2 separate regions of the Mus musculus genome follow, and region 2 is linked to region 1. A link is a loop called in an ENCODE intact Hi-C map of the cell type or tissue named here. Cell type or tissue: heart. All regions are shown on one strand.

What was found. Peaks named below come from ENCODE experiments on the same cell type or tissue, not always from the same donor. Only the 100,000 strongest peaks of a DNase experiment are listed, where the experiment ranks them.
Region 2: it touches region 1 in a loop (4-fold over the local background); 2 of 42 quality-filtered maps call a loop at or near these places.

What each region holds. Positions count from the first base shown.
Region 1 is chr10:45,572,964-45,580,963 of GRCm38, forward strand. It overlaps Hace1 (HECT domain and ankyrin repeat containing, E3 ubiquitin protein ligase 1), which reads left to right and starts at 4,866. Exons shown (of 24, transcript NM_172473.3): 1 at 4,866-5,187. The coding sequence starts at 5,112. In heart, no CTCF peak of the experiment used is centred here; a DNase peak (open chromatin) is centred at 4,888; H3K4me3 peaks cover 1,412 bases; H3K27ac peaks cover 1,216 bases.
Region 2 is chr10:44,263,652-44,271,651 of GRCm38, forward strand. It overlaps Atg5 (autophagy related 5), which reads left to right and starts at 4,688. Exons shown (of 8, transcript NM_053069.6): 1 at 4,688-4,933. It overlaps Gm40637 (a long non-coding RNA gene), which reads right to left and starts at 4,551. Exons shown (of 2, transcript XR_871625.2): 1 at 4,462-4,551; 2 at 4,091-4,310. In heart, a CTCF peak has its summit at 4,861; a DNase peak (open chromatin) is centred at 4,670; H3K4me3 peaks cover 2,836 bases; H3K27ac peaks cover 1,731 bases.

The DNA.
Region 1 (8,000 bases):
AAGGTTCTGGCTTTTTTCTTGTTTGTATTTTTGGTCTATCTATCTATCTATCCATCTATCTATCTATCTATCTCTCCTTATATATACTCTCTTAGTTTATTGCTGTGAAGAGACACCATGACTGGGCAACTCTTATAAAGGAAAAATATTTAATTGAGGCTGACTTACATTTTTAAACGCTGCCATGGTGAGAAGCATGGCAATGTGCAGGCAGACATGATGCTGGAGGAACCAAGAGTTCTATATCTTGATCCAAAAGTATCAGAAAGAGACTGGATATGTTTCATACTGGGTGTATCTTGAACATCTCAGACCTCAAAGCCCCATCTTCATTGTGACACAATTCTTCCAATAAGGCTCATCTTCTAATAGTATCACTCCCTATGGCCAAGCATTCAAATACATGAATCTATGGAGGCAGTACCTATTAAAACCATCACAGGTAGTTTGTGGACTTATGTTTGGATCTTCAGTTAGGTTCCATTTGTCAGCATGTCTGTTTTTACATTAGTACCGTGCTGGTTTTTTTTTTTTTTTTTAATTACTATAGCTTTGCAATACAACTTAAATCAGGGACGGTGATACCTCTGGTAGTTCTTGTATTTTTCAGGATTGTTTCGATTATCCTGTGCTTTTGTGTTTTTATGTGAATCTATAGATTATTCTTTCGATTTCTACTAGGTTGTGTTGGAATTTTGATGGGGATTGTATTGAATCTTAGATTGTGTTTTGGTAGGATGGCTGATTTCACAATATTAATCTTAGTGATTCATGATCATGAGAGATCTTTCTATTTTCTGATGTCTTCTTTAATTTTTTCCTTCAATGTCTTAAGGTTTTTATTTCATTATGGGTTTAAAATTCATTCATGCCAGCTGCATTTCCTGAGTGCAGTAGATATGTTAGGTAGTGCTTAGTGCTTTGAACTGTGTAGATTACAGAGCATTTATATCATGGTTGGATTCTCAATTGGATAAAGAGGTGATAAGCCTATTGCAATACTATTCATATAACCTGTTATGGTTTGTATATGCTTGACCCAGGCAGTAGCACTATTTGAAGGTGTGTCCTTATTTGAGTAAGTGTGGCCTTGTTTGAGTAGGTGTGGCCTTGTTGGGAGTAGGTATGGCCTTTTGGAGTAGTTGTTTCACTGAGTGTGGCCTATAAGACCCTCATCTTAGCTTCTTGGAAGCCAGTCTTCTCCTAGCAGCCTTCAGATGAAGATCTAGAACTCTCAGCTCCTCCTACACCATGCCTGCTTGGATGCTGCCATGTTCCTGCCTTGATGATAATGGACTGAGCCTCTGCATCTGTAATCTAGCCCCAATTAAATGCTGCTCTTATAAGAGTTGCCTTGGTCAGGGTGTCTGTTCACAGCAGTAAAACCCTAACTAAGACACACTCCAAACTGAGCTATGTGGGAGACTGCTCTATATTATAGATTTTCAAATTACCAGTCTACTCTTCTGTAAGTTTTTTTCTGTATTTCCCAGTCATGTAATAAACAGTGACCAACTTGGGGAACAGTGCTTACAATGAAGTCAGCTTGGAATCTACCCCTGTTTACATAATCTATGTCTGGGCTTAATGCCTAGAGGACTTTGGAGGTGTTCTACATAAAGTCCATGGAATGACTGCATCTTGTCAGAGATAAGTGTTGAGGGACTAATTTTTCATGTAACAGTGCAATCCTTCCTTCTTACCGGTTGTTTTGAGACAGGCTTCCACTCTGTTGCCCAGACTGACCTGGAGCCTCTGGGCTCACACCAGGGCAGTAGTAGGTCATGCTTTATCAGACCTGGCACCAAAACAGGCTTTCCTTTCCTTCTATTTATTTTTTAAGTTCATTATCAGTTTAAGTATATTTTCGTATGTATACTCACTGCCTTTGTGTCTAGTGCTCATGGAATGTGCTGAATCCCCTGTAAGTGAAGTCATGGATGATTGTGAACCACCACGTGATTCTGTGTACTGAGTCTAGGTTTTCTGCAAGGGTAGCCAGGGACTCTGAAGCACCAAGCCTTCTATCCTTTAATATGCGTGTGTGTGTGTGTGTGTGTGTGTGTGTGTAATGAAAACCAAGTCCTGGGTCTTGAGCATTCTAAGCTAATGAACGCACCACAGGAAGCTGACATGTTGGATGTTTTAAGGAGGACACAGAGCCAGAACATTCTCACTTGATACCAGGTTGCAAAGTTTGAGCACCACCTTGGTTGGCCTATTGCCTTTGTCCTTCCTTTGAAGCTTTGGGTTTTCTAAACCTGCCAGACAGGTTTGGGTCTCATCCAAACTAACTGGTTAAGTAAAGATGATGAAGCTCTGCCTTGAGCCTGTAGCACAAGTGACTGTCACATGTAGGCTGGAATTGATTAGAACCTCCCTGGGAAGGGACACCAATGCCAGCCACCCTCTTCCTCTTTAGACTCTGCACAAAGGTCAGAGAGTATCTCTTTCTAAAAAGGAGGTGATCAGGCAAGATTTGTTCTTACACTGATGAACTCACTGCAAGGGAAGCTTTGCCTCTTTGAGAGACAAGGTGAGAATCTCCATTCCTTTGTTCCTCACGCACTCCAGCATCTCTCAGCGCTGGTGATGATAGACGAGAGAGGCCTCCTCCCTTAATTTTTCATTTTCAGTCGTCATTCTTATGTTCACCACAGATTGGATTGATTCACACTTCAGATTTTTAAATGTTTGCCTGTTTGAAGTCTTGATTTATTACTTTTATTGTATGGGTGAGTGCTCTGTTTGCTGGTAAGTGTACAATGTGCATGCAATGCCTGCAGAAGCCAGAGGAGATCATCTGAGTGTCCGGAACTAGACTAAGGACAGTTAAGTCACTAGGTGGGCTTTGGAGAGCAAACCTGGGTCCTCTGCAATAGCAAGCACCAGTGCTCTTGATTGCTGAGCCAGCTCTTCAGCCCCTTAAACTATTTTAAAAAGATAATTAAAAAATGATTTATTTATTTATAAGTACACTGTAGCTGTCTTCAGACACACCAGAAGAGGGCACGAGGTCTCATTACAGATGGCGTGAGCCACCATGTGGTTGCTGGGATTTGAACTCAGGACCTTCGGAAGAGCATTCAGTGCTTTTAACCACTGAGCCATCTCTCCAGGCCCAGATATTTTATTCTTGATTCTGTGTTCTCTGCATGGGTATGGACACCAAAGTATGTTTGATTCCCTAGAGCTGGACTATATTAGATTTGGGGTACCAGGTGGGGTACCAGGTGGGTGCTGGGGACCAAACTTTGCAAGAGTAGAACATGCTTTTTACCTCTGACCCACCTTTCCAGTCCCTGAAAAAAAATATATATTTTAAGTTTTTATGTGTTTGCCTGCTTATATGTCTGTGCACCATTTGTATGCAGTGCCTGGAGGCCAGAGTAGAGCATCAGATCTCCTGGAACTGGCATTACAGATGGCCCTGTGCTACTATGTGGAAAGCAAATCTGGTTATCTGGAAAAGTAGCCAGTGCTTTTAGCTGTAGAGCCATTGTTCTAATTCCAACTTAAATTTTATTAAACCATTTTTGTCATAATTGAGGTTTTGTGTCTACCAGGTGTGGTAGTGAGTGTGGGACAAAAGGGTTAAGAAAACCCACCAGTCCCTGAACAAGAAAACCCACTAATCTCTGAAGAGCAAAACCCACCAACCCCTGCGCTCACCCAAGCTTGGCTTGGAAAGCTCCACCTCCAAGCCCCAACAATCCTATATAAGATAAATATATAAGCCTATATAAGCCCTGCCTTCTGCTCAGTTCCCTGCTGCTTTTCATCGGAGCAGTGGCAGCCACTCTCTTGGGTTTTGCCTTTCTACTAAACCTCTTGTGTGAGGTCTTGTGTGTGATGTGACTTTGTGGTATTCTTTGGCTCTGGATTGCCAGGATCCCTCTCTAGTAAAGATGTAACCCTTTCACTGGAGCATCCTCTCCTGGAGCAGAGAGCTGTTACACTTGTATTGGGAAAACTCCCCCCTCCTGCAGCCCGGAGCAGAGCTGTAACACTTGTGAAGGGGAAGTCTTTCCCTTCAGGGCTGCAGTACAGATCCTAGCCCTGGGGAGGTAGAGACAAAGAATGTAGTCATTTTAGCTACACATCAAATGCAAAGCTAGCCTGGGCTACATGTAGTAGGCTCAAAGCTCATACCTCCATCATCTTAAAACGGGGCTCCATTGTGTGTGCTGGCTAACCTCAAACTCAGGACCCATCTGCCTCTGCTTCTTGAGTGCTGGGAATAACCTGTATGTATTATCATGCCCAGCTTTGAAGTCTTTGATTCGCCCACTGGGGCCTGTCATGGGAACTGAGATTGCATTTTACCAAATTAACATTTGTTTTTCCTGTTTGTCACTTAGATTTTCCTCAAAGTTTGGAGTTGGCATCATTTTCTGTGCTAAGTACAGGGATATATATGACGGGGCATACGATAGAGCTGTGTCCTTGTTCTTAGAAATGTACTCAGCAAGAGAAACAAGGCATTGTTAAGTCACAATAAAGGAAAAAAAAACCTACAATTTTGCTTTCGAACTTGAGTTTTATTACTGTTCAAAATTTAATTTGTAAGCAGGATAGTTAAGGCATTTGTTTATAGAAAAGTACATCTGTTTTAGCTTGGTGGTGATGAATTTAGGAATAACTGAAATTCTCTAATCTGCTTTACTGGGGTGTGTTAGAACCGAGGGAGGATGCTCTTATACAACTTTGGAGGGAAGAACGTGAGGGCGCGTGAAAGCCCACAAAGTATTTCCACAAATTGCTCAGTCTAACCTACAGATCACCACATAGATGCCATAGAGGCGTGGCTCCGTCGGGGAGTGCGGCCCAGCCAGCTCGAAACTACAGTTCCCAGAAGGCTTCGCGAGCCCAGGAGGGAAGCGGGGCCGCGGCAGGAAAGGCGCGAGCGAGCGGAGGCGGCGGCTGGTGCCCACCCCAGCGCGGTCTGGTTGGCAGCCGTCGGTGCGGCGGACTGACTCGGCTTAGCATCCTAGCGTTCCTGGGCGCCGGCCGCAGCGAGCTCGCTCCTTCTCCCGGCCTGTGCGGGGATGTAGGGCGCGGGTCGCGGAGGCCGCGGGCGCGGCGGGGGCTTCGCGGAGGCCGCGCCGAGGATGGAGAGAGCGATGGAGCAGCTCAACCGTCTGACGCGCTCGCTGCGCCGCGCGCGCACCGTGGAGCTGCCCGAGGGTGAGGCGCCCGGAGAACGCGCGCTGCACTTTTCCGAGGCTGGCGGGCGGGGGGAGTCGGCGGGAGGCGCGGGGGCGCGGCCGGCGGGGGCTGGGGCTGGGGCGGGGACGGGGACCGGGGACGGGGACGGGCTGTCCGGTGGGGTTCGGTCCGAGCGGAAATGCGTTCCGCGGGGTCCGGGCCCCGCACTGGGAAAGGGTGCGGTGGCGCCTCGCACGGGCTCGGGCTGGGGACGTGCTGGGTTTGCTTAAGCTACAGAGTGAGGTAGGCGGGCTAGGATTTATTTGAAATGCGGGGCGCCTCGGTTTTGGCACTAGACAAAGGTTGGCAGCCACCAGACAGGTGTGTTTGTGCAGCTCTGTTGGTGTAGCAGGCATTCCTGCTGTAGCTTGCCTGCCTCCATCGTTTAGTCCTGCAGACTTGGGTTGAGTGGGCTGGGTGAGAACTCTGTGTGTGTGTGTGTGTGTGTGTGTGTGTGTGAATTGTGGGCTGGGTGAGAACTCTGTGTGTGTGTGTGTGTGTGTGTGTGTGTGTGTGAATTCACACCGGAATAAAAGCTCTGTTTCGAACTTTTGCTTTGGCAAACTCCAAATAGAGGAGGTGGGGCGGGGCTGGGGGCGTTGTTTGATGCCTTGTGAAGTCAGACTAATTTTAGTGGCGGTGAGACAAGGCAGTCAGGTTTGTAACCCAGGCTGGCTGCAAACTTTAGAGCCTCCTGCCTCAGCCTTCCAAGAATTTGGATTCTAGGCATTCGCCTACCTTGCTCTGCTCAGTTTGCTTTATTCCACCTCCCCCCCCGCCCCCCCACCAACTTCGTTTTAGTTAGCTAAGGAGAGTGATGAAAAGAAATGTGGAGTTTGTGAGTTTGGGGATACTTTTTTTTTTTTTTTTGAAAAGTTTTATTCTTTATGATTCTGAGTAGAGAAAATTTGTGGCAACTGTTTCTGAGTATATATATATATATATATATATATATATATTAATTTGTTACTTTCCTAGACTGAAACAATTTAGAACAATCTAGTTTTAGGAAGTAAACGTCAGCTTCAACTTTTTCTTTATTTCCTCTGTGAATCTTTTCACTAGGGGCTGCTTTCACATATTTCCTGATGTCATGCTATCTATTGGTAACAGCTGATGAGGGCTGTGTGCGTAGGTTATTAACATTGCTATTTGTATTGTTAACTTATATCCGGCATTTTGCATAAATATGATATAAAAGGCTTTGATAATATTTCCTGGTTTTAAACATTTTATATTTAAATATATTTATATATTTTGTATATTTTAATTATAGAAAGATTTGATAATAAAAATAAAGAAAAATCTGTCATTCTATTCACAATAGTAAACAATCTTTTTGCATTTTTACCTAACATTTTTCATACAGTGTCTTGTTTTGTGTTTAGAAAACATCGTGGATGTGTATCCATAAATGTAGTTAATGATTTGGCAGGACTTGGTAGGATGAATGAAACAAAAACTTGCTTTTTAACATTTTAATGTTTTTACTGATTTTAAAAGAACAGCTTTGTCCTTAAGGCTTAGTCTTCTGTTTCCTTAGGGTTTGTTCCTAGAAGATGAGCAGGATTTAATTATACAGCCGACATTTAAAAGACCTTAATTATCAGTTTCTTAACCTAGTCTTTGGGAAGTTCTGGTCAGCAGTCTGAGTGCTTGGAGACTTAAATATTACAATTAAAAATAAAGTGTTTCCTCTTGTTGCTAGGCAAAAAATGGCATATTGCTCACATCTCTTTGATTACACATCTTCATTTGATTACAGTGAATTTGTTCATTTTGTTCTTTGAATTTACCATTGTTTTGATGAATCTTTGAATTCTCTTAGTTTGGCTCTTTCAGGTAGATCATCATGTTCAGTGAATTCTAAAAATACAAATTATTGTGGTTGCACTTTAAGGCTGAACAGAGAAGCTGATGAACGGGGTCAGTGTGTTAAGGGGCCTCCCCAGACCTGGCTACCTGACTTTGATCCCTAGACCTCATGTAGAGACAGAAAGAGAGAACTGACTACACAGCGTAGTCCTCTGGCCTTCACGAGCATGCTTTGGAATATTATTATTATTATATTTTTATAATAATAAAAAAGACTGAGCAGAAGTGCTGAGATCTTTCTAAAATTAAGAAATAACCTTTTTTTTTTGCTTTGTTAGAATTTAGCAGTCAACAAATATCTAATTATAATTAGAATAAATTGTTAAAGTATGTTTCTAATCAGCTTTTACAGTAAAATTAACATTGTTGTATAGCACTAATAAGTAGACACTTGATGTACTGACTGGGATACTGAGAGAGCCCCTTATGTTACTAGTGAGTGATGTGGACGAGTCATCCCGCGCAGGGATAACAAAGTGTGAAAGAAAAGGAGGGGAAGGCAAAGAAATTATGTTGGAGATGTGGCCTCTCTGAGTCTTAGAAGGCTCATGTGTATTGTGCACTATGTGGAGAAAACTAAACTGTTAGGTTTACATTGAAGGTAGTTTGTTTAATAGGATAGAATTTGAGTGCATTTTAGCATATGTGTTTGATTCATGGTCAGAATAACTGCCAGCTTTAAAAACAACAGCAACAGTAACAACAGCAACACTACATCTTTCCCGTTTTGTGGACATTGCTGGAGCAGCAGTCAAATTGAAGTTCATCTGACTTCTGACCAAAGCAGGATCTGTAAAAAGCCTCTCAGCGGGGCCTGGCAAACACAGAAGTGGATGCTCACAGTCAGCTATTGGATGGATCACAGGGCCCCCAATGGAGGAGCTAGAGAAAGTACCCAAGGAGCTAAAGGGATCTAC
Region 2 (8,000 bases), 1.3 Mb before region 1:
TAGATCTATACTAGAACTGAATATATTAAAACAGTAGTCCCCCACATCCTCCTTTTTACTATGTATCTGGATAATTTTATAACTGGACAGTTCAGGACTCATAGTCTTCATGTGAGGGATGCATTAGATATTGCTAAACCTTCATTTATTTTTGTATTGTGGTGAAATGTTGACAAGTGTATGGACCTCGGGTCCTAATTCCAAGCTCAGATCATAATCCCGGGCTCCTCAGCTTCCCAAGTGCTGGAACTGCAGACGTGAGCCACCACACCCGGCTTCCAGGGTAAACCATATTCGTCTGCTCGGTAGGTAGAACTTTCTGTCTGAGGAACTTAAAACTAAACCAGAGGTGACTCAGAAGTCATTTAAGGAGAATTAAGAAACATTTCTTCAGTACTACTGAATATGGCACATTGCTGTTTGGAAATTTGTAGAAATCACACTGAATAATAGTATGATTTTGCTCTAGAATTTAATAAGTAATAAAGTAAAATCTGCTTTCAAGGGACTTCACGTGCTTAAACATATCATCAGTTTCATCAGTGATTTATCTTGAGACAAAAACCAGGGCTGTTTTAAAATGAGACTCCTTAGTACATGTTTATATTACTTGAAGAAAAATGTAGATTTTTTTTTTTAAAGTAAGAATACCTGTCCAAAGTTTGAAAGGCACAGTTCTCATTCACTCTGTTGTGATCATAAAAAGAGAAAGAGCTAGAAGATATGTTCTGGGGGTTGTGGGGGAAGGGGTGCCACAACAGGCCCATGCCAAGGCATCCCTTCCCTGTGAGGGACCAGACACACACTGGTATAGCATAGAACAGAGTTTATTTAGGGCATGGGGAGGGGAGTTAAGAAGGTAGCAGAGGCAGAGAAAGGCAGAGAGGAGAGAGTAGAGAAGCAGAGGCTGGCCATGGCCACATGGGGTGGGGAGAATAGGAGCAAGGGGGCAAGATGTAAGAGCTCTGCCTGTGCCATACCTGCCTGGATACTGCCATGCTCCTGCCTTGATGATAATGGACTGAACCTCTGAACCTGTAAGCCAGCCCCAAGTAAATGTTTGGTTTTTTTGTTTTTTTGTTTTTTAAAGACTTACCTTAGTCATAGTGTCTGTTCACAGCAGTAAAACCCTAACTAAGACACCTTGGTTTTGGCTAAGTTATTTAATTCAGGGTATCCAGTGTTGTTCATTTCGTAGTTCAGTGGTTACCATATCACAATCCAGGCAGCATCCTGTAGCTGCGACCACATCTTCTGAGCCCTCGTGGTCACAGCTTCTGTCACAACCTTATTGTTAACAGATTTCTGACAAGATTGAGCCCTATATAGATTGGTTATAACTGAGTAGAATTCAGTGACAGTAGTAAAAATCATATTGAGAAAGGATAGAAATGAGAACCTTAGGTAGCGTTAGCAAAGAGGCATATGGCTAGAACCAGCCTAAGAGAGCTGGCAGCAGTGGCATAAAATCCTGGTGACAGAAAACGAGTTTGTCCCAGCAGGTTTAAGCGTGTTTCATAAAGTAAGCATGGAGGCAGCATGGACAGGTAAGTGCTTGGGCCTTTTCTCATTTACCAGACTGCTAGCAGTATGTGTGAAGATCCCTTAAAACATATGTTTGAGGACAATTTAGCATCCATTGGATGACAGGGGATGAGAGGGTCACTGAACCTTTCGTTCCAGCATCCTGAGTAAAGGTCAGTGGCGGTCAGTAAAGTCAAACTAGAAATTCAGGTCGTCAAGTGAAAATCTAGAGGCCACGGCCGCAGGCAAAAGTAATTCAACCTGATACCAGGAATTTCCGGCCAGCTGCATGAGCCAAAAGGGTTTATGAATTGCCTTTGGTCCTATGTCCTAACTTGTAGGTAAGCCAGGAGGCCGGTCTTAAGAACCGGGGCAGAAGAGGCTGGCCAGGCACTATTTGGGCATCTAGGATCCCTCTTGCCAACCGGAAAACTCTTTACCAATCAATATGCCGGTGTGTGTTTGTGGGCTTCTGCAGTCTGGTAGCAGAAAATGTGGAACTGAGTGGTTGGTTTGGGCCCCTCTGACTGTGCCTGTAACCCACATGGCAGAGGCTGGGGACTGGGTCTTGAGTCGGGGAGAAAGCAGCCGGCCTGCAGTGGCTGAAGCAGAGGGGCCGCAGGTCATGCAGCCCTGGGTGGCTGCGCCACTGCTGGGGCCCAATGTGGGCAGGGGAGAGTAAGGGCCCAAAGTATCCTAGCAATACACTTGTGGCACATCCACCCAAGTCTCAGGCAGAGAAGCAGAGAGAGAGAAAGAGGCGGGAAGGCAGCATTTTGGAGCCAGATCCACCCCTCTCACATGGAGAATAGAGCCAAGGAGAGAGGGGAGGGCAGCAAGCAGGATCTGTGGCAGGGGCGGAGCCAAACTTGCTTTTCAGGCAAAGCAGCTGGAACAGCAGGCTGCAGATGAGAGGAGGTTAGGGGAAAGTCTAAGCTATAGCAGACTGACCCAAGGGCGAGACATGTGGGGGGTTCCCAGACCTGGCCTGGAATTCTCAGCCTCAAGAAAAAGGAGAGGGAAATCTCACCCAAGGGAAAGGATCTTCAAAAGAGGGGTAGTTCTGAGCTCAAGAAATCTTTTCTGGGGCCATGTAGATAGTCATGCTGACCAGTGGGAATGGGGGGTTTACCAGATCTGGGCTAGCGAACGAGCGTGGATCTCTTGCGGTAGCTGGGGTGGGATGCAAACCTGCAGAGTTTCTAGATCCGAGTCGCGATGCAAAAAGAGAAAGAGCTATTAAGGTATGTTCTGGCGGGGTGTGGGTGAAGGAGACACCTCAGCGGGCCCATGCCATGGCATCCTCCCCCCCCCCCCCCCCCAGAGACCACACACAGGCATAGCATAGAACGGAGTTTATTTAGGGCATGGGGAGGGGAGTTAAAAGGGTAGCAGAGACAGAGAGAAGGAGAGAGGAGAGAAGCAGAGGCCAGCCATGGCTACATGGGGGGTGAGGGTGGGGAATGGGAGCAAGGGGGCAAGACCTAAGAGAGAGGCAAGAGAGTAGGAGGGTAAGAGAGAGGAGGGGTCAAGCAATCCCTTTTATACTGGGCCAAGCCTATCTAGCTGTTGCCAGGTAACTGTGAGGAGGAGCATACCTGGCTGCTGGCAGGAACTGTGGGGGTGGAGTTTAGACAGAATTCCAACACACTCCACCTACTCAAAGCAGAAATCTCTACTATATTAAACTCAGTAATCAGTTACTAGCTGAAATCATACCTGGTCTAAGCACTGAAAATAAATGACTATTGTATGCTCAGCCATAAAAGGGACACCATCTCCTCCAAGGCTCAAGGAACCTCACAAAAGAAAGGTGTCAAACTCATGGGACAAGAGCAAGATCACTACAACAAAGTTTGAGGCAAATTTGGAGCAAGTTTTATTAAGTACTGGCCAGGACGTGGACACTGGTACAAGGTCCACACCCAGGATAACCAGAGAATGGCACCAAATTACATTAGGTGGAGCCTTATGAAGGCCAACCCAGCTTCTCCTCAACAGAAGTCTGACAAGACCCTCTTGGGTTTCTTCAGGTAACACTGCCTTTATTTAGATTCATGGCTCTAGCCAGGCTCTGCCGCTGCTGACAGAGCAAAGTGTCGTGGCAGAAATTCCAGTAGAGAAATTGAAGCAGAAGGATGGTAAATTCAAGGTCAGATCGGAGGATGGGGGTTAAAGAGTATCCATGATTATACATAGAGTTTGAGGTCAGTCAGCGTTGCACGAGAGCTTGTCTCAAACCCAAAAAAGGAGGAAGAAAGGAAAGAAAAAAAAAGGCTGGAGAAATACCTACAGATCAGTGTAGTTAAGAGTTAATTGTGCTCACTGATCTCGCAAAAGACTAAAATCATTTCCAGTGCCTGCACTGGGTGCCTCACAACTGCCTGTAACTGCAGCTCCCGGGGCTCCATTTACCATCTCTTAGGATCTAGTTGGACACCTCATCCTCTCCGGGTGGGGGAAGGAAAGAGAAGAGTAAGAGGGGAGAAGAGAAGGAGGAAGAGAAGGTGGAGGAGGACGAGGAGGAGGGTGTTAAAATGTTTGGTGAGTGAAGACCCAGATCAAGTACTCTTTACGTTTTGTTTTATTTTCAAAGCAATAAGAGTAGGAAAGGTACTCTTAGAGGTGAGGGAGGTTTTGGTACTTTTACCAACTGGGGTTAAATACAGCCACTAATGCCTACTGTGGTCCTACAGGAGTGGGGAGGTTCTACCGAGCAAATGAATGTGGTTTACCTTGAAAGCCGGGTGTGGTGGCTCACGTCTGCAGTTCTAGCACTTGGGAGACTGAGGAACACGAGATACCTAGTTAAGTCCCAGACTTGCAGCTTGATACCCCTGTCCTGACTCTAACCCAACTAAATTAAACCATCCCAACCACCCTTAAAAGTAAGGTTTTTACAATACTGTTTTGTGAGGAAGAGAAAAATGCTGCTACCACGGCAGCCGATGTCTCAGGATCCTTTATTTCTCTGTTCTTCCACAACTGTCACACTGACAACCGGGAACACCAACGACTGCGTTCTGTCCATCCAAGAAGAAAACCGGCAAACTCGTTCCGAGTTCAGGCGCTCCCTGTGTGTCTGCGCACGCTCAGGAGCAACTCAGGTCTTGCCAGGTTGGGCCGCGCTCGGAGGGCGGAGCGCTTGCCACGTGGTCTTGGTGACGTCATCTCCGGGCGCCGAGGGTGACTGGACCTACGGTGGGCGCCCGGCGCTGCGGTTCACTCTGGTTCCGAGGGCGGAAGTGCCCGTCGGGCTGTTTTCTGACCCGGGCGGCAGCACTGTGCGGCTGCGCGCGCACTGGGACTTCTGCTCCTGCGCCTCTGCAGGACAGTGTGATCCCGGCAGACAGAACCCGACCGAGCGGCTTTCGCGCTGCGGGAAGCCGGAGCAGAGCCGGCACCTCGGGTAGGGCTCATGTGTGTCCCGGGCGTGGAAGTGTGGGGCGGGAGTGGGACCGGGCAGGGGCAGGGGCTGCGGGCGAGCGGCCCGTGTAAAGAGCGCACCCGGAGGGATGGCGGGGGAGGCGGTGCCGCTGGGCGGAGGTGGGGTTGGCGAGACACCGGCCCGGGAGCCCTTGGGCAGTCTAGCTGTCCCTTTGGGTAGTTAGTATGTCAGTTCCTTACTAAGGTAGGAAATGTAGCATCGAGTCTGGAGCTCAAGTTAAGGACTTGCATTTTATTTAAATCGTAATTGTTTCGGTGCTTTTTGATTCTATCTAAACGCAGACTGTTTCTCTTCGATGCAGTTCTTTGAGTCTCAGTTTAATTTTAGTACTTAATACTAACAAATGCATTTTTCTGTTAGTAGAACACTTTCGTTTATTTAGTTACTTTGTTGAAATTGCTCTCAAAGAATATAAACTTGAGGAACCTAAGAATCTGGGTGGCATGTAGGTTTTTCTCCCAAAGCATGTAGCATTGTTTTCACTGAGAAAGCATAGCAAGTCTTCACTAGTCAGAACCCCAGGAGCAGTTGACTATCTAAAGCCTTCTAGAATTCACCTGATAAGTATCTTGGGTCCTTGATACCGAGTATTTGAGTCAGATGCAAATATTCTGACTTCATTAAAATTATTGTTTGAATTGAAATTTGAGAACAAGAACATTGGCTTTATGGTAGTTGTCTTGGCAGGTGAGAATGTTACACTAAGTTTAATTGTACTTTGAGCCCAGTTTTGTGGCCTGTACCTTTAATTCCAGCAGTGGAGGTGGGGTGAAGGCAGGAAAATCAGGAGTTTAAGGCCAGCCTTGGCTATTTAGTGAGTTTGCTGCAATCCTAGAGGGCATGGTACTCTTTGCAACACACAGACAACATCCTCCAAAGCCCAAAAACAACCTAGCATTTTTTGGCCCTGCATTGGATCTTGAGCAGCACAAAACCAAACTATAACCCGAAAACAAAACAAACCCCAACTGTGATTGCCCACGTTTCTAATCCTTGTGCTAGAGAAGCTGAGGAAGGAAGGTTGCTTTGGGTTGGAGGCCAGCCTGTACTACAGAGCAAGACTCTTGTCTCCGAAAAGAACACACAAACACACACACACAGCTTTAATCCCGGTCTGCATAGTGAGTTTTAGACTAATCAGAGTGACACAGTGAGCACCTGTCCCAAGGGGAAAAAAGTATTTTCCAGGTGATAGAAAGTTCTAGAAAAAGGATAAGCCAATGAAATGGAATGGGTAGGGGTGGTGGTGTGCATGGGAGATCTAGTGCTGTTCACAGAAAAGGTATGTGAGTGAGGCTAAGCTACATGGAAAGGCCATTGGAGCATACTAGCCAATTCCAGGGGCAAATAGGAGTGCTTAGAGATGAGACAAGGTCATTGTGGGACTTTGTAAAGACTTATTTTTTTTTTCCATTTTAATCATAAAGTGACCAGGTTTTGCCTGCATATCCATATGCCCATCATATTTATGCCTAGTGCCCATCAAGGAGTCTGCTAGAACTAGAGGTACTGAAGGATGTGAACCACCATGTGGGACTGAGAGTCAAACCCATGTGCTCTGCAAGTGCAGCCGGAATTCTTTACTGCTGAACCATCTATTTTTTACTTTTACTTTTTTTTTTTTTTTGAGACAGGGTCTCATTCTGTGGCCTTGTATCAGGCTGGACTTGAACTCATAGCTATCTGCTTGCCTCTGCCTTCTGAGGGCTGGGATTAAAAGTTCAGATTCCTTCCTTCCACCCTTCCTTTTCTTTCCTCCCCAACTCACTCCTTCGTCTCTTTGTCTCTCTGTCTCTGTACAGGATTTCTTTGTGTATTCCTGACTGTTCTGGAACTTGCTCTATAGACCAGGCTGGCATTGAACTCAGAGATCCACTTGCCTCTGCCTCCCAGAGCTGAGATTAAAAGCCTATACCACCACCACCTGGCTCTACTTTTAACTGTCTCTTTTACTGTTTTTTTTCAAATTGGTTTCTCGAAACAAGGTTTCTCAGTGTAACAGCCCTGGATGTCATGGACCTTGCCTTGTTGACCAGGCTAGCCTTGAACTCACAGAGATTGTCCCAAGCAAGAAGGTAGATACACATAGTATACAAAAGTTATATTTTATTACATAGTATACAAAAGTTATATTTTATTACATAGTATACAAAAGTTATATTTTATTACGCTGAGGGTCATTACACAAGGTTCACATTTAAATTCCTAACTATGGTCCTAAGCCTATCTTCACCAAAGCTGCTCACCTGTTCCACCTATCTTAGCTGAAAGTCAGGTCCAGTCTCTAACAGAAGTTTCTGATTGAACAGTCAGCATCCTTGGGGAGACTCTACAGCCACCAAACAGATCACAGTGGCATCTCTCCAGAATTACAGAGCAGAGCATTGCTCTTGGTCTCTGCTTATATACCATCTTATGGGCATCCTGGGGTTCTAGGACTGTGTCTGGTTATCTTGAGTAAGAGATGTAACTGAGTTCTTGGTGTAATGTCTAAAAGGCTTTTTTTCCTCTCTCTCTCTCTCTCTCTCCCTCCCTCCCTCCCTCCCTCCCTCCCTCCCTTTCTTCCTTTCTTCCTTCCTTCCTTCCTTCCTTCCTTCCTTCCTTCCTTCCTTCCTTCCTTTTTTCCTGTGCTCATTACAGGGATCTACTTGTCTCTGCCTCCCAGGTGCCTGGCTTCTAATTTTTATTTTTAATGAGATAAGTTTGAGTCAGGAGCAAATTGAGCTAAGCTGAGTTTTACACTGATTGCCGTGTTGGCTGCAGAAGTGGTCAGAGTGGCTTGAGTCTGGTGTGGTTGCTGCTAAACTGGAGTAGTCAGGTATGGAAGAATGGTTAGGGATGATTGTAAGATGTATGGGCAGAACAACAGACTAATGGGGTTTCTGCTTCTATAGTGGAGGAGGATGTGGCAGTGGGAGAGAGGAAGACCTGAGGTCAGCATCAGTTGTGCAGGTGTTAAACTTCCAAATGACAGGTCCATTGTGCAGGAAAACACTTGTCAGACAAGTCAGGAGTCCAAGCTGAAGGT